Regions from separate parts of the Homo sapiens genome. Here regions 1 and 2 are each linked to region 3. The links are chromatin loops, found by intact Hi-C in ENCODE. Cell type or tissue: endothelial cell of umbilical vein. All regions are shown on one strand.

Evidence for each region. Peaks named below come from ENCODE experiments on the same cell type or tissue, not always from the same donor. Only the 100,000 strongest peaks of a DNase experiment are listed, where the experiment ranks them.
Region 1: it touches region 3 in a loop (3-fold over the local background); 2 of 110 quality-filtered maps call a loop at or near these places.
Region 2: a loop joins it to region 3, with 4 times the contacts of the local background. A loop is called at or near these places in 4 of 110 quality-filtered maps.

What each region holds. Positions count from the first base shown.
Region 1 is chr5:170,049,766-170,057,765 of GRCh38, forward strand. It overlaps DOCK2 (dedicator of cytokinesis 2), which reads left to right. Exons shown (of 52, transcript NM_004946.3): 41 at 491-632; 42 at 5,540-5,621; 43 at 6,919-7,003; 44 at 7,815-7,901. Among named protein-coding and RNA genes, the nearest start is that of MIR378E, 25 kb to the left of the region's middle. In endothelial cell of umbilical vein, no CTCF peak of the experiment used is centred here; a DNase peak (open chromatin) is centred at 4,336.
Region 2 is chr5:170,067,149-170,075,148 of GRCh38, forward strand. DOCK2 (dedicator of cytokinesis 2) reads left to right here. Exons shown (of 52, transcript NM_004946.3): 45 at 362-538; 46 at 1,989-2,072. Among named protein-coding and RNA genes, the nearest start is that of FOXI1, 35 kb to the right of the region's middle. In endothelial cell of umbilical vein, CTCF peaks have their summits at 3,841 (motif pointing left) and 4,044; DNase peaks (open chromatin) are centred at 823 and 3,833.
Region 3 is chr5:169,984,998-169,992,997 of GRCh38, forward strand. DOCK2 (dedicator of cytokinesis 2) reads left to right here. Exons shown (of 52, transcript NM_004946.3): 29 at 831-925. Among named protein-coding and RNA genes, the nearest start is that of INSYN2B, 8.5 kb to the left of the region's middle. In endothelial cell of umbilical vein, no CTCF peak of the experiment used is centred here; a DNase peak (open chromatin) is centred at 4,114; H3K27ac peaks cover 2,337 bases.

The sequences.
Region 1 (8,000 bases), 65 kb after region 3:
GTTGAGAACCACTGATCTATAAAAGACTAACATGGTCAGGAAGGATAAAGAGTGTGTTTTCACAGGCTTAGAGCCAGAAGCCAGGTGATGAGGATATGAATGCTGAACCATTCCAGCCCACAGGTCCAGCCCACATGGCCCATTACAGGCAACGGGGAAATGTTGTGGCCATGTATATAGGAGAGTGGGTGTGACACAGTGAAACCTGAGTGAGTAATTATTCTGGAAGCTGTACATAGGATGGTAAGAAGAAGAAAGTTCTCAGCATCCATGATCTTCCCTTCCTCTAGACCCAGACCCTTTAAAGTAGTGATGGCCTCTGCTAGGTCAGTGAGTTGAGCCCTTCCTTTCCCTGTGGGGAAACCAAGAGGAGAGTGATGCACTGGACATCCCCATGGACCGTGGTCATTTTACAAGCTCCCCAGCTTTGCTTGGCCCCTTTCTTCACACCTGGGTCCCCAAATCTCTAATGAGCATCCTTTCTCTGCAGAACAAAGTGTTCATCTACCGCGGGAAGGAATATGAGCGAAGAGAAGATTTCCAGATGCAGCTGATGACCCAGTTCCCCAATGCAGAGAAGATGAACACCACCTCTGCCCCGGGAGATGATGTGAAGAATGCCCCAGGCCAGTGTATCCTTGGAGAATGCCCTAGCCAAGGGGCCAGACCTGAGCAGCCCTGCCAGGGCTGCAGCCCACAAAGACCCACCTTAGAGCTCAGGGCTGCTGCCAGAATCATTGCAGTGGCGCCATGTTGCAGGAACATGCAACATGTTCTTTGGATCCATGTTCTTTGGATCCTTTTCTGGACTCTTCATGATCCTGGCATCTTGAGCTCTGTTTGCTTTGGAAAATTTGTCTCCCTTTGGTGCTTTTCAAAAAGTGCATGAATGTGAGCTAGAATGTCAACTGTATAAGGAAAGACGCTTGCTCTGGCGTGCTCCAACTTGCTCCCTGCAGTAAGTTCCCATCTCCCACGGTGCCTGGTACAGAGTGACTCCCAGTAAATATTTGAGATGAGATCCAAAGAACCTATCTCAATACATTGTAAATGTTGCATGCATTGATTAATTCACTCACTCACTAATTCATTCTTATATTGAATACTCTCAAGCCCTGACTCTATGCTAAGCAAGGTGCAAGGGACTGGAGATTTTCATTCACAAAGTGGTCCTACGTTCAGGGAGCTTACAGTGTAGCAAGTAAAAGAGGCGTTAAGTGACTAATTGCACTATTCCATATTTATTTACAAAAATATAATCTGTGCCTTGAGGAAGCCATGCAGAGTACTGTGGTTGGGAAAGGAGAGAAGGTTTCCTTGAGGAAGGTGATGTTTGAGATTACTAGCAACCAAAGCTTAGCAGGAAGTGGGGAGAATATCCCAGACAGAAGGAAGAACACTTGTGTGCAGAGGCCTTTGGCAGGAAGGAGCATAGCAGGCTCCACAAACTGAAATGACGCCATATTGCCATCATAATAAAATCAAAACTGCTAAGCAAGGCCTGCAAGGCCATCCATGATCTGACCCCTGCCTGCCTGTCCAACGTCAGCCCCACCCCCATCCTTCCTTCCCTTTCTCACATCCCTCTGACCACAGGGTTCTTGTTTCTGTTCCTGTGATATGCCCAGCTTGTTCCTGCCTCTGAGCATTCATGTTCTCTGTTCCCTCTGCTTTGGATGCCCTTCCTCAGCTCCTTACATGACTAGCTGTCTCTTACCCATCAGATCCTAGCTTGGCGTCACCTTCTGGAAGAGGCCTGCCATGGCCTTTCTATTGTCTAATGTGGCCTTCTCTGAACTCTTCATGACCCTGGTATCTCAAGCTCCGTTTTCTTTGGAAAATCTGTCTCAATTTGCCATTATCTCTGGTGCTTTTTAAACGTGCATGGAGGTGAGCTAGAATGTCGGCTCCACGAGGGAAGATGCTTGCCCTGGCTTGCTCCCTGCAGTTAAGTCCCCCACTCCCTCGTGCCTGGTACAAAGTGACTCCCAGTAAATATTTGTTGATTAATAGAAATAAAAAGAAAACAACACAGAAAGAGGAAAGAAGAAAAGAGATAAATAAATAGAGAAAGGGAGGAAGGAGGCAGAGAAGTAGCCAGCTCACTTGGAGTACATAGTACACAGAAGTCACATGGGGTGATATTAGGGTGCCGTATAAGTGGGTGTCAGTGTGGCCAAGCATGGTCTTTAGTGGGCCAGCAGCCAGTGCTGGGCAACAGACAGGATTCGCATGGCAGGGAGCATATAAATGCAAGGATAGGGCCAACTGCTGAGCCAGGGAGCACATTAACTCAGCCTAACTCCCAGCATTGCACCGTTTAGCACAAATTAAGTTACAGCCTTTAAAATGGGGTTGACAGGTCGCAAGTCTGGTCTGCTCAGTCTGCTGTACTTTAATCCAAATATTCTTCTCTCCGGTGGTAAATATTCATCTGTAACCTTTTCATTATGCTTGCCTGCCCTGCGTACCTGCTCTACCATGGTTATTTGCAGGATCAAATGCAACTGGTGGTGGGCTGGGCTGGTTACAAATATGAATTTGGTTATAGGCGAGACATAGGATTAGTTCTAAGGCTTTTCTAAGTGGATCTCCTGGGATTGAACAGCTCTGTGGCCTTTTAACATGAGGCAAGGGAGAGAGTACGTGTTCCTGGGACACAACATCTCCCCTGGTTCAGTGCCAGGAGGCAGGTGCAAAAGAAAAGGGGAAGGGCTAATATTTGCTAAATGTCCTTTTCTTGAGACTGAGGGCTTTATATCCTATAAAACCCTCTAAGGGGAGTGTTAATTTTCCCTATTTCATGGACAAGAAATATGTGGGGCAGAGATGTAAAGTGGTTTGCCTAAGGTTACAAAGCTAGTTAGTGATGGAACTGGTACTTGAACCCCATGATCTGTCTGTTTCAAAAACTATGTTCTAGTACATCATCCTTTTTAAAAAGATTGATGAACAGCATTCTCTTTATTAACTGTTTACCATGTACTAGGCATTTTACACGCATTGTTGTTTTACCCTCCAATACTTATACAAGTTAGGTATTATTGCTTTCCTGCATTTTGCTAATAGGAAAACTGAGGCTCACAGAATTTAAGCAGCTTGCACAAGGTCACAACTAGGAAGTGATGGAGCTTGGATTTGAACTCAGGCCTACTTTTTGACAAAACATTGAGTTCTTAATGCTCTCTTCTCTTGCCTTCACTTGTTAAAAAGCTGATAAGCAGTCTGAGAGGGTGACAGATCTCATTTCTCACTTAGGTATCCAAGTAGGAAATGATAATTGAAAGCCAAAGTCTCTTTGTAGGGAGTCTGCAGTTGCCCAGCCCTCTGGGGCCCCAGTTCCGCGCATACATTCAGCCTGTGGCATAACAACCTCACCAGCCATCCTCCTGGTACAACTTCAGGGGACTTGTGTCACGGGCTTCCCTAGGACAGATTTGGATTCTCCTCTTGGGCCAACACCAGTGGCTAAGATCAGTAAACATGACCTAGAACCTTCTCTAAAACAGGGGTCTGCAAACTTTCTGGAAGGGATCAGATGGGCAGTATTTGAGTCTTTGTGGCCCATGCAGTCTCTGTCACAACTACTCAGCTCCGCTGTTGTAGTGGGAGAGCAGCCACTGAAAACCCAAAAATGCGCGGGTATTGCTGTGTTCCAATAAAACTCTATGGACACTAACATTTGAACTTTCTATCATTTTCACGTTACAAAATACTCTTTTTCCCTCCATTGAAAACTCTTCTTAGCCTCTGGGCCTTACAAAAACAGGCAGTGAACCAGATTTGACCGCAGGGCCATAGTTTGCCAACCCCTGCCCTAGACTTAATCCAGAGTGATTTTCTTCCCAGAGCAGGCTGTTGGCCACATGGCTTGAGAAAGAAAATGGTTTTCCTGAAAATCATAGAAATACCTTCACTGAGATTTATTCATTCGTGTTAAACATTGCCATCTCTTAAGAAGAGAAATCTATTTAAGGCAGAAACAGGCATCAGAAGTAAATCAATGAAACACCTAACTTCTTAGCATAGAGTAAGTTCATCAGACAGAGGCAATTCAATTTAATTTGGAACTAGGTTTTGGTCATTTCTTATGTGTGAAAGAACCATAGTCTCTGCCATGAAAAAGCTCACAATCTGGGCAGGATGGAGGGTGTGAGGTGGGCTGGGGGGATGAGGAAGCCTACAAGGAGCTGGAGGGTGGATCCTAAGAGAAGCAAAGACGAAGGCTGTGGAAAGCCAAAGGAAGGAAAACAACTCCTAACTGGGGGGTGAATTGTTTTCATGGACTGTGGTATTTGACATCTGTCCAAAGGGTTCACAAGAGAGGGATGCTGATAAGGGAAAATGTTCCAAGGAAAGGAAGTAGTAGGATCCATTGGATATCCAGATAATGATGAAAAAATGGGTGAAGGCCATACTGGCCTAGCTTTGAATGCTAGCCAGAGGAGTTCTTGATTCCTTAGTTGGCAGACATGTCAGGCCCAGGAAAAGATTTTTTGGAGTCATGGTGGTCATTGGGTAGAATAGAGGGAGGAAAGACCTTGAATACCTAAATAAAAGACGTGGGTAAAGAAGAAATGGGAGGTAGGGAAAGGGAAGAGGGGTCAGGAGTGGGACCAGTGACCGCTGACTTTTTTCATTCAGTTTGCCATATTGTCAGCTTAAAAGGACTAAAGACAGACCTAGAAGAGGCATGACAAGGGTCTGACCCACATAGTGCTTTTCCAATATCTGTGCCTGTTGCAGGCATCACTAATCCACCATGGGACTCTTTTCCACTGTCTGAACACAGCTCCTTACCATCCTGCCATAGGCAGTTGCTTTCAAATTTTCAGAGTTGGGGTGCAAAATGACATTTATTTGCATATTCTATAGCAGTGCTTCACAAATTTTAGCATGCATATGTTTCACCCAAGGATCTTTTACAGATCCGGACTCAGTTGGTTCTCAGATAGTCCAGAGTCTCCACTTCTAACAAACTTACGGGTAATGCTGACACTACTGGTCAAAGGGCCGCCTTTGAGTAGTGAGTCCAGAGTGAAAGAATTCTGAGCTTAGAGTTAGAAGACCTAAATACAAACTCGGATCTGTTCTTACAAGTTGTGTGACCTTCAACAAGTGGCCTGGCTTCTCTGGCCTCGAAGGGGACAATTTAGGTTAATAAGGCAACTCAGTGGAATTGAGGAGATCAAATGAGATCATGGGAAGATGTACTCTGCAATTGATTTGAGAGCTATAAATTCATTCAATAGTATTATTATTAATGATAATATAGCAATGATGATGATTAAACACCACTAGACAACTCTGTTTGTAGGGGCTGAGCCCTGGCATAAGGTTGCAGGGTGACAGCACTGATAAGGACCTCAGTGACTAACTAGTCATTAGTGCCTAGTGGGCAGCCAGCAACCTGAGGTTCATCATTCAGTAAAAATGTGGCCCCATAAAGGCTGGCCTGGAAGGTCTCAGCAAGGACCAGCTATACTTAAAACTGTCCCCGCAGCCAACAGATATAAGTCCTTAACTACAGGGATTCCAGATATCCAGTGCTTCACTGTCCAGCCTGTCTTGGATGAACATCCCAGGTTCAAGAATAAGCCAGTGCCTGACCAGATTATAAAGTAAGACTCGTTGTCCACAGGGAAGAAGGATGGGGAAGAGAACCCATTGGGGCCACCAAACTGAGCTGGTGGCAGAACAGACCCCAGTGTCTTTCTAGTTCCTTCTCTATCTTAGCCAGTTTTTCCCCCCTTTTCCTCTTGGGCAAAGAATCACCCTCCAATTAGCTGGGCTCTGCCCCTGACAAGGCTGAAGCCAGGAAGGATGGGAGAGCCAGGGTTATGGCTCAGCAAATCCTCAGCAAGCATCGAGCATTTGCTCAACTGGATGCAGTCAGCCTATTTGTTGCTCAGGTTGATCTCAGAGTGGCCCCAGGGAGTCCACAGACAGAGTGTGGCTGGGCAAGTGATAGGCAGGGTGGAGACAGGGGGCCTTGTCCATGCTGAGCACATGCTCCCAGAGGGACATCTCCTCAGCATTTGTGAAGGTTGTACATTGACAATGGTGTGTTCAGGCTCTGATAAAGGAACAGTAGAGGAAGTGCCGTGAAGGCTGATGTCCACCTGTTCTAGATCAGATTGCAAAGTCACTGATGAGGCCACAAGGTGGGGCCTCTGTGGGACCCAAGGCTGTATGCCTCCCAGCTGCCCAGCTCATTCCCCCTACCCCATGCCCAGGTTGTAATGGAGCACTTGAGTGTCTTAGAGTAGGTCCTCCCCTCTGGATGGGACAGTCAGAAACAGGATCTGCTTTGCAAGATGAAGGACCCTTCAGGGAGAGGCAGCCCCTCCCAGCAGCCTCACGAAGTGCCACAGCAGAGCAGGTGGAGCTCAGCTTGGGTCTTAACCTCCCCTCACCTTCTCACCTTCTCAGACAGGCACCCATGAGCAGGGGACAATAACTGTGCAGCTAGCACGGTGTTCTGCTGGCCCTGAAGTTAGAATCTCACCAACGATTCAGGGAGACTGATTTAGGGGGTTGGCTGGGACACCTAAAGAAATCCTTTGAGGACACCTCTGGGAAATTAGGCTCAGACCTCAGCTCCTTTGTTGCAGATCACAGGAAATCATGACCTAGGCCATCAATGTTAGAATTCCAATTGCCTGGATACTCTAGGGGTACTATGTTCTCAAAGGGGCACAAGACCAGTCTACCTTCTAAATTGCCTTGTCAGGAAAGCCTGTGCAAAAGTCACTCTTACGGAGCCCAGAACACAGACCTTGATTTTAAATGCACCACAAGGGACTCTGCCAGGCCTGAAGTTTACTGTAATGAACCTCCCTGGACAGTGCAGGGTCAGATCGGGTGTCAGCAGCCGGGGATGGCTACCAGGAGCCTCAGCCTCTTCCTGTCTTTCAGCTTCTACAAATCCAACTACGTGCAAAGGTTCCACTACTCCCGGCCCGTGCGCAGGGGGACCGTAGACCCAGAGAATGAGTTTGCTGTGAGTATCTTCCCTACCCTTGATCATTCCCTGGAGCCACCTGGAGGAACCAGAGCATGCATCGGCCAGCCTCAGAATGGGAAGGAACTTGATAGAAAGCCAGAGAAAATAAAGCCAACCTCCATGGATACCATGACGTCCGTTCCCCAATCTCTTCCATTAGGGCCTGTGTCCTTATTTCTTGAGCCTTTTTCCCCTTAATACAGAACCCAGGCCTCATGTCAGAGGCACTTTTTCAACCACAGGGCATTCAGGCATTGCCAGCACGTAGAAACCCTCAGGCTAAGAAGGGGTGTTGATAAAATCAAACCTTCCAGCAAACACCAGTAAGAAGCCACAGCAATGTAGTCATCACTGTCCCCTGAGTGCTAGTCTCCTCTGTGTGTGTCCAGCTAGGATTCAAACAAGACTGGATTAAGGAGGTGTCTCCAAGTCTCAGCTCTTTGGCCTGGACAGTAATTCTTAATATTTTTGGAGCCACTGCCTCTTTGAGAGTCTAATGAACACTGGGAACCCTTCCCCGAGAAAACAAATGGACACATTCAATATTGCCTAAAAATTCAGACTGCTAATAAACCCAGGTTAGTACTTACTTGGCCTAAGTCCAGGGAGAGCTTACACTTAATGTTGGGAAAGAATTCTTAAGGGTAAGGTGAGAGCGTGTTTCTGGGTCTTGCAATATTTATTCTGCTTTCGGGTAGATGGGAGGCCCGGGGACCTGGCTGGGTTTCTGCCAAGCTTCTCCGATACCCAGGTTTCATAAATGTGTTTGTTGCTTTCCTGCCCTTGCCACCCCTCTGCCCACGGACAGTCCATGTGGATTGAGAGAACCTCCTTCGTGACTGCATACAAGCTGCCGGGGATCCTGCGCTGGTTTGAGGTGGTGCACATGTCGCAGGTGAGTCTGGGACATTCGTGGCAGGGCCACCCTTCCTCCGATGGGCAGGGCACAGCCAGTCTCCAAAGGCCCCTTTGACTTTAAAAAGGAGACATGTTT
Region 2 (8,000 bases), 82 kb after region 3:
TCTGGCCAATAACTCACACATAGTATCTGCCCAACCAATACTGAAAGGGTTGAATTGGCATGTGTTTCACCCAGATAATAAGAAGAGAAAACCTTCTCTGGGGCACACTCAGCAGGTACCTGACACTTCCTGCTTCTGCCTCCCCAAAGAAATCCCTTTCTCACTAAGCAGAAAGCCAGCCTGTCTCTCCCCAGAGAGCAGACAGCCCCCAGAGCTCAGTAATTACAAGATCCTGTTACAGCCCCTTAGGGAGCATTGCCTCATTTGAATTCCCACCCCAAGTGAAATCAATACCAATAATATCTGTTTTTAAAGTGACTTAACTAAGGCCCTTTCTTCTTGGTGATCTCATTTTCAACAGACCACAATTAGTCCTCTGGAGAATGCCATAGAAACCATGTCCACGGCCAATGAGAAGATCCTGATGATGATAAACCAGTACCAGAGTGATGAGACCCTCCCCATCAACCCACTCTCCATGCTCCTGAACGGGATTGTGGACCCTGCTGTCATGGGAGGCTTCGCCAAGTATGAGAAGGTGAGGATTTCTGTTCTCCAAGTCTAGGGGAGCTCGGTGAGCAGAGCAGTGGTGGGAGGACCCAGGGGGCAGATGCAGGTACATGTCACTTATCCTACTTTGACTGTCCTTGTCCCCAGAGGGACCCTCAGCTTGGTTGGCCCTCATGTTTCTATAGCCTCATGTCTTAGCTGAGCTCCTGTCTTCCTCCCAGCCTCTTTTCCATACCCTGTGCTGGGGCAGGGAGGGGCAGGAAGGGGCAGGGGTCATAAGGTCCCCTTATCTCACTGGGCAGATTCAGGTGGCTCTATTAAGGAAAGGCTCTGGGATGAGTGTGAGCCAGACCATAAAAGTACGTGCCAGTTGTATAAACCCACCTCTTCCACAGAGGATGTGAAATGATGTATACTAATGGAAAGAAATGAAACTCAGAATCTGTGAAAAGCCATAAAAACTAAGAGATCAACTCCAAAAGGGGAGCTATAATCTAGATATCAAGGTCATAAGGTCCCTCCAGAAAGCCCCACATGTTTGAGCCACAGATTTATTTTTGAGCTTCCTGGTGTTCACGGCAAAAAAGGAAATAGCATCACTTATATGAGTTACATTATCCACTGGAAGGAAAAATACCCATTTCTCAGTAAGGATACGTAGCTGTTCTTGGCATTGAAATAGAGTAGAAAGTTCTTACTTGGTTTTCACCTAGCAGACACTGAAGGAAAAATGAACTCCTCATTCTAACAAATCTTTTGATGAATTCCCTATTATCTTTCCTATGTTATCCATTGATGTAAAACTAAGAATACCACACAGTAGTATAATTTGGGGACAATAATTCCAGTCACCTAATCAATCCTTCCAACTACCCTCAGATACCCATGCAGTCATCATTGGTAACCCTTTGCTCAGCCTTGAGCAGTGATGGGATATGTCTGTTTATACATGAGCACACACTAAGGACATGAGCCCCAGAAAGGGGCTGCCAGGGTCACTTGCAATGAGGGAGGCCATGAGGTGAGCTGGAACACCCACCAGTGAGATTCCTTACTGAATTATTTTCCACAGAGCAATGTTCTCAAACTTGAAAGGAGCATCAGAATCCCCTACAGTGCTTCCTGACACACGGGTCCTCACCCCACCCCCAGAGTTTCTGATTCAGGCTGTCTGGGCTGGGGCTAGAGACTTTGCATCTCTAACAAGTTCCAAAGTACTGTTGCTGCTACTGGCTCAGGAACCTGACTTTGAGAACAGCTTCCCCAGAGTTTGCAGCCCATTCCCACTGGGTGCTGATCTGAGCCTCAAAGCAGATAAAACAATGTCAGTCTCTCCAGACCTGTTACTCTTGTTCCATCCACATGCCTGTGACCTCATCCTTGCCCCTTTCAAATTGAATCTTCTCCCAGTGCCAAAGAGATTGGCTGTGAAATGCCACATGAACAGGAAACCCTGACCTCCTATCTGTCCTCCCCAGGCCTTCTTCACTGAAGAGTATGTCAGGGACCACCCTGAGGACCAGGACAAGCTGACCCACCTCAAGGACCTGATTGCATGGCAGGTGAGGCAGCGCTGGCCAGGGGAGCATGCTGCTCTCCTTCCTCTCCCCCCACCGTGGTTCACTTGCCCCACGCTAGGCTCTAGCTGAGGCAGCCTGAATTCACATGCCCTCCTGTCCCTTGCTTTTCAGCCCCTCTTCCAACTCTGTATCACACCTGAGCAGGTTCATCCTGGAACAGAGATTTGGGGCATCGCACTCTTGGGTGTTGCATGGTGCCAGGCAGCAATGCTATGCTGGATGGTGCCAAGATTATCTTATTTGATGTTGAATTCAGGGGATGGCTTTTCACAGCGGGATGCAAATAAACACCAGGCCCCCACACTCCAAACCAGCACCTTCCCCCGACACCCAGCACAGGCCAATCTGATAATAGAAGACTTGAGCCCCTACTCCCACTTCTCCTCCTTTTAGAGCTGACCCACTTTGTTGCAATAATGCTCAGATGGATATCAGGTTTTGAAAATAATTGAGGCCTTTGTGTGGGTGGTTGTGAGTCAAAGGGTCTACATCCCACACAAGCCGCTGCTCAGCCCACGGGCTTAGAAGTTACCACCCTGCTGTTTCGGGCTGGCCACTTACCTGCCTCTCCTTCCATTCTCTCTTTGCATCCCTCTTCTTCCTGTGGACTCTGTCTTTCCTCCTTTCTCTCTTTCTCTCTGTGCATCTGTCTGTCTTTCCCTCTCTCTCTTAGAAGCCTGCACTTCTATTCCTTGCCTCTCTGTCTTTTGCCCCCCACCCCCACACATCTTACTCCTCTCTTGGCTTCTCTTCCTCTTCTGTCTCATTCTCCATCTCCCTGCAGAAGCAACAGTCGGCTAGATCCCTCTCATAGAGGCTTACACAGGGCTAGGCTTCCCTCCAGGCCCAGAGCAGCCCCCTCCTCAGACATTCGCCCACTCTGGGCTCTCAGCAAACCACCCATCAGAACACAGGGGTGGGCTCCGGAGGGCAGGAGCTGGCGGGAGGTGAGCAGTGGATGCAGGGGCAGGTGGTAGCAGCTTGCAGCTGCCTGCCCTCCCTCGCTTTCTTCTTGCCAGTCACTGTGCAAAGAAAAGCAAGCTTTTGTGGTTGGGAGTTTTTGTTACTCTAGGGAAATCAGGGAATGAGAAGCATTGGGTGCAGCCTCTTTTCTTAAAATAAGAATTCCTAATTCAGGTCCTTCTCTGCCTCTGCCAATTTATGCAAAGTGGGGCTTTAAAAATGAAACACCAAGCACTGCACAGACGCGCTTTTCCCGAATGCATGTTGTGTGTCTGTCTGGAATTTTCTCTTTCTTTTTACCTTGTGCCACCTGTGAAGCCCAAATATCCCCCAGGTCCCCAGCCTTCTGGGGTCGTCATGCCCTTTATTATTCAAATAATGATGTTCTCCCTTAGCATCCCCAGTTTGGGAAGCAGGAAGGCCAGGCTTTGACTCGTTCCCATCCTCAGATATTGCTGGGAGGCCTCAGGGAAGGCTAACATGTCATACAGATTTGCTTAGTTGTTGGATGTCACTCTGAATCTATACAATTGCCCTGGTCCTCTCCACTGGGGACCTCTTCTCCTCTGGAAACAGCTTCTCCATGCTGTGTTTACTGTACCCAAAGAATGAACTGCAGCTTCACAGCACAGCGAATACCAAGCTGTACCTTCCAAGAAAATTCTACTACTGTCTTGGAGCTTACTAGAGGGACATTACCAACAAAGCCGGAAGGCTTTGAAAGCATGTACTCTATTAGATGTGGCGGCTTCTGAGAACCGTTAGCTAGGCGCCTTCAGACACCGCCCCCTAGTGGCCGCCTTCTCCTTAGCACCACCCGCTGCTCCTGAGACCACCTATACAGAGGCCCACCTAACCCCCAAACGAGGTTGACCTCAGCCATATCCCTCCCACCCAGCGCCCAGGCACCCTAACTATGGGCACCCGCATGCAAAAGATGCAGTCCTGCTCATAGTGAAGGCAGCCTTTTAACATTATCACATGCAGCAGATTAGCTCTTCCCTACCTGTTTCATTCCGTTTGTTCTTGCAACTTATATTTATTGAGCCTCTGTTGTGTCCTAGGCAACAGTAATAGTGATGGACAAAATTGGGCCTGCTCCCTGCTCACTTGGAGCTTAATTCTATGTTGGATTTTGGTTTTGCAAAGCCAAATACACTTTGAATTTACTTAAAACACGAGAAGGTTAGATTTCAAGGGGAGTGAATGTATTTGTACCTCTAGCAACCGAACAAATGCTGAAGCCTTCAAAGTACATTTGGTGTTCAACGTTTTTGCAGATTTCAAGATCGATAGCTTGTTAATTTATTTTCTTTCTGAAGACTTTCTATTTTTTGGCATAAAAAGATGTCTATAGTATGCTCTTCTTTTAAAGCTTTTGTTGTGAAATATTATGTACAGAAAAGTACACATAAAAATATATAACCCACTGATTTATCAAAAACATACATCCGTTTGACCACCACCCAGATGAAATAGAATTCTGCTAGCTCCCCTAATCCTATCTTAGGCCTCCTTCCCTAAGAGTGAGCACTGTTCTGTTTTTATAGTAATCATTTCCTTGCTTTAAAAAAAATACTTTACCACCCAAACACTCATTCTTAAACACTATAGTTTAGATTTGCTTAATTTTGACCTACATATAAACAGAATCACATAATATACAGTCTTTCGTATCTAACTTATTTTGCCCAATGTTATGTTTGTGAAAGTCATTCATTTTGTTTATGAGTCATAACTATGATTCACATTCATTTTCATTGCTATATAGTAGTCCGTACAGCTGGCTTATGTAACTATACCAAAATGCATTTATTTATTTTTATACTAATAGAGAATTGGGTTTATTTCAGCTTGGGGCTATTATAAGTAATGCTATTCTGAACTTCCTTGTGTGTTTTTTTGGTACACATATGCAAAATTTTTGTTGGGTATATACCTATGCATTGATTTGCTTGGTCATAGCATGTGAGGATATTCAGCTTTCATAGGTACTGCCAATCTTCTATCACCATAGGTTAGGTTATTTTGCCTGTTCTTGAACCTCTTATAAATTGTATTATACAGTACAGTATGTACTACTGTATCTGTAGCTTCTTTGGCTCAATATAATGCCTTTGAGATTCCTCTGGGTTGTTACACATACTAGAGGTTTGACTTTTTTGTTGTTTCTAAGTGTCATCTATTGTATGTGTATCTAAATTACCAATAATATATCAATTTATTTATCCGTTCTGTTGGACATTTGGATGTTTTCAGGTGTTGTATATTATGAGTAAAGTTGCTATGAACATTCGTGTTTGTGCCTTTTGGTGGACCTAAGCACCCAGTTCCCTCAGTATACATGCAGTAGTGGAATTGCTGGGCCATGCACATTTAACCTTACTGGACACAAGAAGCAGTTTTTCAAAGTGGCTAAATCAATTTTCACTCCCACACAACTTCTAAGTCAGTTGATCCACATTCTCCCTGACACTTGATACTGGGAGTCTTTTTTAATTCTAGTCCTTCTGGTGGATGTGTAATGATATCTCAGTTTAGTTTTAATTTGCATTTCCTTCATGAGCAATGATGTTCAGCACCTTTTCATATGCTTACTGCTAATTGGATTACCCTTTTGTGAAATACTTTTTCAAATCTTTTACTTATGTTGTTAATTTAGTTGTCTCTTTATTATTGATTTATAGGAGTTTATATATTCTAGATATGCATCTTCTGTCAAATATATGTATTGCAAATATCTTCTCTTAGTCTGGCTTGTCTGTTTGCTTTCTTAATGATGTATTTTGATGAACAGCAGTTGTAATTTTGGTCAGGTTTAATTTATCATATTTTTAAATGATTAGTGCTTTTGTGTCCACTTTAAGAAACCGCAACTACCCCAAGATCATGAAGATATTCTCCTATGTTTTATTCTGAGTTTTTATTGTTTTGTCTTATACATTTAGGTGTATGATCCTTTTTGACTGATGTAAAGTAAGAGGCAGATTATTTTCTTACACAGATTTCCAATTTCTTTAGCACCATGTGTTGAAAAGACTATTTTCCCCCACTTTTGACCCCCCAAATTGACCATATATGTGTTTTTCTATTCTGGACTTTCTATTCTGATCCATCGGTCTATGTCCATGCTTATACCAATACCACACCATCTTAGGTCTTGAAATCTAATAGTCAGTGTACCCCAATTGTTGCTTTTCATCAAGTGTGTCTTGCCTCTTCTAAGTCCTTTGTATTTCTCTATAAATTTTAAAATAACCTTGCCAATGTTTACACACTCCTCCCAAACACATTGAGATTTGGATTAATTGTACATTAACTATTAGATTAAATTGGAGAGAATGGCTATCTTCTCATCCATGAACATGGACTAGCTCTCCATTTATATAGTTCTTTAATTTCTCTCAGCAAAATTTTGTGGTTTTCACATATTTTATTTTCTTTCATATATCTTATTAGATCTGCTCTTTGGTATTTGATATTTTAAATTCTATTGTAAATGGTATTGTTTTTAAATTTTATTTTCTGTTTGTTAACTTTTTGTAATACACTCATCTTATGATCTTTTATGTTTGTACTTCTTGTAATTATGTTTTTCAATCCTAATATTGGTTATTAGTACCTTGTATTTTCTTGATTAGTCTTCTTAGGAGTTTGTTAATGTTGTATCTTTTCAAAGAAACAAATTTTGGCTCTGTTGATCCTCTCTGTTGTAAATTTGTTTTCTATTTTTATTCGTGTCCACTCTCACCTTTATTATTTTCATTCCTTTTCTCCCTTTGAATTTAGTTCGCTGTTCTTTTACTAATATCTTGAGATGGATGCTTAGCTAATTTATTTTCTGTGTTTTCTAATATGTAAAACTAAAGCCATAAATGTATCTCCGTTTACAACCTTATCTCACTACTATTTATATGTAGTTTTTCCATTAGCTTCCTTTTTTATATAAAATCTTTGTCTTTTTCATGAATGAAGGATCTTTTCTGTTCCTATATATTAGTTAAATTTTTTAGAAAAACATGTTTTCTTAGGCTCTCTTTATTCTATTTCTTCCAAATTCATTCTGTTTTTTCTTCCTTTATTCTTTCCTTCTTTTCTTCCTTATTTGCTTTCTTCCCTATCTGTTGGTCTGGTCTCTGTCTTTCCTATTGGAGACTTTCCTCCAGTGTCTGGTGATACTTGGCATTCTCTTCATAGTTAAGAGCAAGGCTAAAGAAAAAGAAAATCTGAGTACAAGAGAGAGGGCCTTGGCAACTGGGTAGCATTGCTGTGTGGCAACGGAATGACCCACAGACGTCTCTCTCTACATGGGACCATTCACATTCTCCAGAGTCAGACCCTTCAAGCTGTTATATAGAAAGATAATCCCAGCTGCTACTCTGCTGGCCATTTGGGAATTGGGAAGTGGAGCTCTCAGGACCCAAATGCAGACTTTCTCTTCAACTTCTTATTTGCAGTCTGGCTTCTGCTTCTGCCTTCTGTTGTGCCTGATGCCCCTAAGCCCAGAGCTCCTTGTTCTAATTGTTCTAGAGGATAAACTCCTCCTTCTTGGGAAAATGGGAAAAAAGAACACTTGGCTGCAGGGTGAGGCAGTCAGGCAATCTAACTGCTCCTGATACAGAACTTCAACACATTCCTCTGTGTTTGGCCCCTCAGCTCACCCGCCTTCTCTGTAGTACCTGGTGCCTCCAATCTCTGAGGCCCTCCTGGCTTCATGTAGGCAGATTGGCTTCTTATCACCACCTCCCTCCTCTGCTCTGGAAGCTCTGGAAGGTCAGTTATGTCCTCCCACCTCCTGGCACACATATTGTGTGGCAGGTTTATGAATGTCTCCAAGTTTCACTGAAGATTTCAGTTTCTCCTTCACCTTGTCATTTCTGGGAGACCTCCAATAGAAGTAAGCAGAAATATCTTTATGTCACCATCATGAAAGCAATTTTTCCCCCA
Region 3 (8,000 bases):
AACCTCCGCCTCCTGGGTTCAAGTTATTCTGCCACAGCCTCCCGAGTAGCTGGGATTACAGTGTCTGCCACCACACCCAGATAATTTTTGTATTTTTAGTAGAGACCATGTTGGCCAGGATGGTCTCAATCTCTTGACCTCATGATCCACCCTTCTCAGCCTCCCAAAGTGCTGGGATTGCAGGTGGGAGCCACCGTGCCTGGCCTCCAGATTTTGCTTTAATTTGTGTTTTCCAAAGATGGAGAAAAAGTATGGCTCACTGCAAAATCTAGTGAAGGGTGCTGAAGTCCGCTAAGAACCTCTTCAAAGGAGAGGAAGAGTTCCTGTCATTGTGTCTCAGCTAATCTGCTCGTGTGTGTGTGTGTGTGTGTGTGTGTGTGTGTGTGTGTGTGTGTGTATGTGTGTGACATATGAATTAGCTGTATTTACAGCACTGCTAATTAGATGTTCATTTTAATAAGAGTTTATTTGCTCAATGACCTGAGATGCTTTCATACAGTGAGATTATTTCCTTCTCAAATACATATTTGTGAAAATGATTATAAAATTGCCACATCAATGAGTACATTTACTTCTTTATTCCCAAAGATGGAATTAATAGTGCTTTATTTTGAGAACATTTTCGCATCCCATATTCATGTTCCACTGACATTTGGGAAACAGCATTCCAGCATTCAATCTTTAAGCTTCCATTTAATTTAGTTAATGAAAGGCTGTGTCCCTTCCCTTTTCCTCCCTCCAAAATATAATAGCAAAAAAATTTGAAGAGCCAACAAGCTCTGAGTTCCTGTAAAACAGGATGACATGTGTGCTGTGCTTCATTGTTTCAGGACTTCTTGATGGAGACCTTCATCATGTTCAAGGACCTCATTGGAAAGAACGTGTACCCTGGAGACTGGATGGCCATGAGCATGGTTCAAAACAGGTGAGCTGCTACCTGCTTCCGCAAAGCTACCTTACCCAGCCCTCACTTCAAAGATCACTTATTTTGGGTTAAATTAGGGACAATTTCTCCTTGCTGAAAAGAAATTAAAGTGTTAAGGCATGCTTTCTTTCTATCTTTAAACCCAGGGAAGGACTCCTCACCAATCGAAGCTACTCAAAAAATCGTCTCCAACTTCTCCATTTTTCAAATCCCAGTTAGAATATCATACTTCATCTCTGAAGCCTTTCGTTCACTCTTGGGACAGGAGATCTTAGAAAAGCATTTTAAAAATATATTATTTTAATTTTTAAAAAGTAATAAAATATATTCTGTGACATGGTAAAATAAGTTTAGGAAGCATTAAATTAAACAGATTTGAACAGATTTCCATGCTGCAGGACTTCTTCAAGCTTTTAATTTGCTAATGTGATTTTTTTCTAAGAGGAGGATTTAGGGTACAGCATTCCATTTGCCCATCCATTTGCACATAGGATGTGCATTTGGTGTGTCTATGTGTGTATCTATAATACCCGTTAACATCTCCTACACTATCAGTGTAACCCAAGTATAGCTTAGATGTCCTATGGCCCAACACAACAAGAGATAAAAGTAATTCTAAACAATTTCAGTCTCTGCTCCTAGGTTTCTTATATCATTTCACCAAAGTAAAATCCAAATTATAACATTCATTAATCTTTTCTAATATTCCCTTGGGTTTATTTCTAATATTCCTTGGATTTCCCCAAGCCTCTCTCAGAACCTGATTCTCAAATCCTGCCGATCAGTTCCTTTAAAACAGCATCTTTTTGGTTCTTCTCTTTTCTTTCTCCCTGCTTTCCTTTGGCTTATTTTATTTGTTTTAAATTCTTTCATGGAAAGCCCTTCAACTTATACTGGTGTCTAGTTTTATCTCCCTCTACCTATTGTTCTTGTTTTATATCAAAAAACCAAGCATTGTCTGGCAAAGATAGAAATATCCCTAGAGGGCAGAATAAGGGGAGAAGTTAAAAAGACAAAATCAGAATTCTCTGAAGTGGAAGGGAAAGAGCAAACACTAACTCAAACTTGCCCAAGCAAAAAGAGAATGTATTGGCACAGATAACTGAAAGAGCCCTGAGGTGTGGCTTCAGGCATGGATGTATCTAGGTGCTCAAATAGCAATGTAGGGAATCTGTGTGTGTGTCTCTCTCTGCTTTTTCTATTTACTTGATTCTCAGGCAGATGCTCTCTTAGTGGGGAAAATGGGCTCTAGAAGTTGCAGATATATTCCTTGTTGTATTTTCAACCACAATAGAATGAAAAGGCTTCTTTTCCTATAGGTACAGAAAAAATCCTGAGGCCACTCTTCAAAGGTCTGGCCTGAGCTACATGCCCATCCATGGACCTCTGCGGCCAGCCAAATGAAATGTGCTATTAAGTCAGGCTTGGATTTCATGACCCGCCTTTGGAACTGGGTCAGTTCTACCAAAACCACAAAGTCAGGGAATAAGGAAAGAAGCAGAGAGAGTAGTTCTTCAAAGGAAAATCTAGAAGTTGTTACCAGAAAGAGGACTAAATAATGGGCAGGTGAATGCACAGATGTCCAGCCTTGATCCAGGGTCTTGGGGTTGGAGCCCTGGCCAGGCAACTTCCCCTTCTGAGCTGTCCACACGGTCCTTCTGGAAGAAACATGTGCTGGGTCCCATGGGAGTGCTTTGAAGGAATATTTCCTCCTGAAATCCCAGCTTCATTCAAACTTTAGTCATTTTTGGGAGAGGCCCCCAGAAATGATACAGTAATCCTTATTTCTTTATACCTAGAAAATTAGAATGTAATTTCCTAACGGACCTAATACATTGGAAATCTCTCCTAAATAGAAATCATAGATTTGTATCTCTTAAGGGTCAGCCAAGTACTTATGTTTTGTACATTAAAGAAAAAAGTTAGACTCTAGAACACAGCCTGGGCTTCAGACTCTTTAATTCTGCCACTTTCTCTTTCTTGGGAAGTCATTTAACCTCTTGGAGTGTTAGTTTCCTAGTCTGTAAAATGGGGATAATGGTAGTTTCTATTTCATGAAAATTGCTTTGTGTGTACGAGGATAGAATGAGTTACTCCTTAGCACAGTGCCAGGATCAAGGAAAATATCAATAATAATAGCGTTGCCATCACTAGGTGATGACAACAAACTTAGCTTTAGACTAAAGAAGCATGTGTTAATGTCAACCAGAAAAGATTGCTTTTTTCTGCTTGCAGGCACATAGCTTAGTTCGAAGATTTCCTGCATCTTCTGGCCAAAATGATCTCTTATGTTTATAGAACACATGAAATGTTCTCACTATTTTTGCATTTTGTATATTATAATAGCTAACATTTATTAAGTACCGAGATCCATCACTGTTGCAAAGGCTTTACATGAAATTAGTTCATTTAATCCTCCCAACAACTTTATAATGTAGAACAACTATAATCCACGCATTATATAAGAGGAAGCTGAGGTACAGAATAGATAAGTAACATACTTCCTGTTGCATTGCTGAAAAGAAACAGAAGCCATTTCATTGAAAACAATGCTCTTAATCTCTGTATTATTATTATTATTATTGTTTTATTTATTTATTTATTTTTGAGACAGAGTTTCTATCTTGTTGCCGAGGCTGGAGTGTAATGGCATGCTCTCAGCTCACTGCAACCTCCGCCTCCTGGGTTCAAGTGATTCTCCTGCCTCAGCCTCCCAAGTAGCTGGGATTACAGGCATGCACCACTATGCTCAGCTAATTTTGTATTTTTAGTAGAGAAGGAGTTTCTCCCTGTTGGTCAGGCTGGTCTTGAACTCCCGACCTCAGGTGATCTGCCTGCCTCGGCCTCCCAAAGTAATCTCCATATTATTAAGTGCATTTTGCCCAGAGAGGTGAAATGACTCTCCAAGGTCATGCCACTAGTGAACAATTTCAACCCAATTTAGATAAACAGAACAGGTACCATGACTTATGCCAGACCAGTGTTCCCCAGAATACCATTTTCTTTTCTCCAAAAAGGTGCAACTTATTCATGTGGTCAGGGCCAACTTCACTTGTCAGTATGTCTGGACATTCCAACTAACTTTTCTTCCTTCCTTCCATGATCTGTATGTTATGATAGTTGGCCTGTTTTTATAATTTTTCTATTATCACTTATGATTTCTGTGTTATGTATGCATTAGTCATCTATTATTTACTTATCTGTTTGTTGGAAAAGGGAGTGGAGTTTTCTAGATTTTAATGTCTCCCCAGCTGTGTACTGTTTGCGTATGCAGACATAGTGACACATCTCCTGCAAGAAATACTTCCTGTTAGAGTGTTTTTCTTTTTGGTAAGCTGCAACACAGTAAGATCTGATTTACATGATGTTGTTAATTTTTAAATGATCAAGTTCTTTATAATGTTGTAAATGAACAAGATTATGCCTAGAAACCTCTTTTACCTCTCTTCCATCTGCACCTCACTCTAGAAATCCAACATTTTGAGGAGGCTTAGGATTTATGCATAGCCCTAAAGTTACCCTAAATGCAGCCAACCACCAAATATTTATTGAATTTCATGAGCATCCAGGGTTGTAGGCAATGGACAGGCCAATTTAAGCTATGGTCCCAGAAGGCAGAGGGCTTACGGTCTAGCTGGGGAAACAATAAATATTCCCATGGAAATGCAAGCTGCAGTTGCTGTCATGAATTTGGAGCCCAGACAGAGACCAGAGGCAGAACAGGGCAGTTAGGACTTATGGCTGCCTGGATTCAAATTCCATCTGAGCAAGATCCTTCACCACTCTAGACTCTGTTTTCCTCACTGTAAAATGTGGCTAATAATGATACCTACCACAAGGATATTTGTGGGAACTAAAATGAAGTAATATGTAGAAAGTAGTTAGAATAGTGTTTGACACATAGCAAGCGCTTCATAAATGTTAGTTATTTTTATTTTATATTTCTATTTCTATGGTTTGGGTATAGCCAAACTACTTCACTGAAGCAGCAAATCTGGGCTGGATCTTGTCTACCTTTTCATATGGTAGTTCCATCAGTGTGCTGATGAATCACTGACACCCATTTTCCCTTCATCCTACCTACCTTAATTTGTAGTGATTATTCGTTTTTGGGGTCCCCACCTCCTCCAATCCATGTAATCCAGAAAGAAAGAACCCTCTTAATGTTTTTTTTTTTCTTCTTCTTTTTCTTTTGAGACAGAGTCTCACTCTGTCGCCCAGGCTGGAGTGCAATGGCACGATCTCAGCTCACTGCAACCTCCACCTCCCAGATTCCGGTGATTCTCTTGCTTCAGCCCCCTCAGTAGCTGGCATTACAGGTGCACGCCACCATGCCTGGCTAATTTTTGTATTTTTAATAGAGACAGGGTTTCACCACATTGGCCAGGCTAGTCTCGAACTCCTGACCTCTGGTGACTCACCTGCCTCAGCCTCCCAAAGTGCTGGGATTACAGACATGAGCCACCATGCCCAGCTTACCTCTTCATGGTTTCATTAATCAGCAAAGAACACCTAATCCTGACATCCAGCTGGCTGCAGGATCCCGATCCCAGAGCCTGCTGCATCCCTAACTGGAATCCCAAATTATGCAGAAAATGTTTCCGGGCACTTGGGGTGAACCGTGTCCTGTCACTGAGCTGGAATATGCTGATTCATTCGAACCTTTTGGCCCATGGAGCATTTTGTGTGTTGTAAAGGAGGCACTGAAATGCTCTGTGGGAGAATAGGTATCCCAGCGGCTCAAGAGGAGGGATGTCTGTGTCTCCCAGCCAATGCTTTTATCTTTAGTTCTAACCAGTAGAATCAACTACATCCCATGAATGACAGGGGATTGGGATTTGGAGTGGCCTTTTCTCTCCCTTGGTGAATCTCACCAGATAGGGCATGTCCGCCTCCTCTCCCCTCTTTTGTTCACATGATACTGCCTGTGGGCATGGTCCACGCTGTGTTGTCACATGGGAGTATTATCAGCCTCATATCCTCCTGCCCCAGAACTTCGAGGCCATGGGCATTTAAGGATAACCATAACAACAACAGCTGACATGTACTGAGGACATCTGTGTGCCCAGGCACTGGGCCCCTGCTTCATGTACTGCAGCTCATTTAGTCTTCACACATGGCTCCTTTTACAGATGGGGCAGTTGAGATTCACAGAGGTCAACCACCCAGCCCACGGCCGCAGCTCAGAAGAGTGGCTGAGTGGGAAGGTGACCCTGGCAGGCTTGCAGCGCCTGTAGGACTCTGTGTGCACCTTCCATTCCTGGGCCTGGGCCAGGGAGTAGTACATGTAGTGTGTATAGGCTTATTCTCGGCTGCCTCCTGACACCAGGATTTGTTCTGCCACATGAAGAGAAGTAGGAAACTGGGGACTTGAGCCAGCAGGCTCTGTGAGGCCTCACATGGAACAGTTTTGAGGGTAGCAAGCCTGGGTTTGGCTCCTCTTTCTGCCAGCTTCTTCCTACTCACAACAGCTGACTTATCTGTTCCCTGCTCTATTGCATATGGCTTCTGGTTCCTCATGGAATCATCTGCCCATGGCTTCTGCTCAAGGCTCAGACTGCGTTCTCCCTCCTTGTGGGCTATTTGAAAGGATGGATCTACTTCTGTCCAGGCTTGGGTATTTCCATTGCACAGTGCTATATCCATAAGACCACCCATGGGCTGCTGGCCAGCCCATACAAGACTGCTTTGAGTCACGTGTTGGCTCTGGACCCAGTCAGCTGTAGGCAGGCAGCAGAATGATGCGGACAAAGTGCGAAGGGCTGCGTGCATGGCAGGCATTAGTGGAAGCATGCCAGTGCCGGAAGTTCAAGGAGCCAGTGTGTCCTTCTGGTTAACTGAAAACACTTTAGAGAAAGACAGACCTGAGTTTGGGTCTGGACTCTTCTGCTTCTTTGCTGTTTGAATGTGGGGAAATTATTTGCTCTTTCTAAGACTCAGTTTCCTCTTATGTTTAATGGGTATAACAGTAGCTCCTATTTCAGTTTATAGAATTAAATGAAATAATGTTTGTAGAACTGTTAGCACAGGCCATATGAATTATGGCAATTGATGCTTCCATCATTGTCATTATTAATAAAGTGAGCTCACGGCTTGGATTGAACAGAACTACAGAGATGTCCCTGTGGACAGAACTGCCCTGTGGTTAAATACCTAGATTCTGCAGGCCGTGTAACTTCATGTAAATCCTGATTTTACATGTACTGGCTGGGCTATTGGGAAAGTTACCTAAACTCACGTCTCTAAAGTGGAAACCATATCTAACTCAGAGATATGTGAGCATTAGAAAAACAAAAGCAACAGAGGAAAGAATCCATGCAAAGCCCTAGCATGGAGCCTGGCAGGCAGTTGAAAACCATGGTTGGGATTGTTCTTCCTCCTATACAGCCGCTAAGCAACACAGACGAGACACAGCAAGTGCTAGGTTGAGATCTGATAACGAACTTTGTTTTCAACAATTCAGGTTCATTGTTGAGAGTAATAGAGTTGAGTGTGTTTTCGTCCTAACCCACTTTACCATATGAGTGCTTAGGCTTTAAGTACAATTATTGTTGTTGTTTTGAGACGGAGTCTCGCTCTGTTGCCAGGCTAGAGTGCAGTGGTGTGATCTCGGCTCACTGCAACCTCCAACTCCCTGGTTGAAGCAATTCTCCTGCCTCAGCCTCCCGAGTAGCTGGGATTACAGGCACTCGCCACCACGCCCAGCTAATTTTTGTATTTTTAGTAGAAATGGGGTTTCACCATGTTGGCCAGGCTAGTCTCGAACTCCTGACCTCATGATCCACCCATCTCGGCCTCCCAAAGTGCTGGGATTATAGGCGTGAGCCACCGTGCCCAGCCAATTACTGTTTTTAAAAAAAAAACAAGAAAAATGAGAAGAAAAATGCCTTACTTTTCCAAACCCAAACATGGGCACCCAAAGTTAAGTGATATTCTGATTTCCAGTGTGTGGCTATGAAAGACTCTAGAGAAAGGGAGGAACTTTGATTTACCTGCTACTAATCCCCATCATCAGCACAGGGGCAAATCAATTCGCGGTCATTAGGCTGGCCTTTGAGGCTGGAGACAAGTTTAA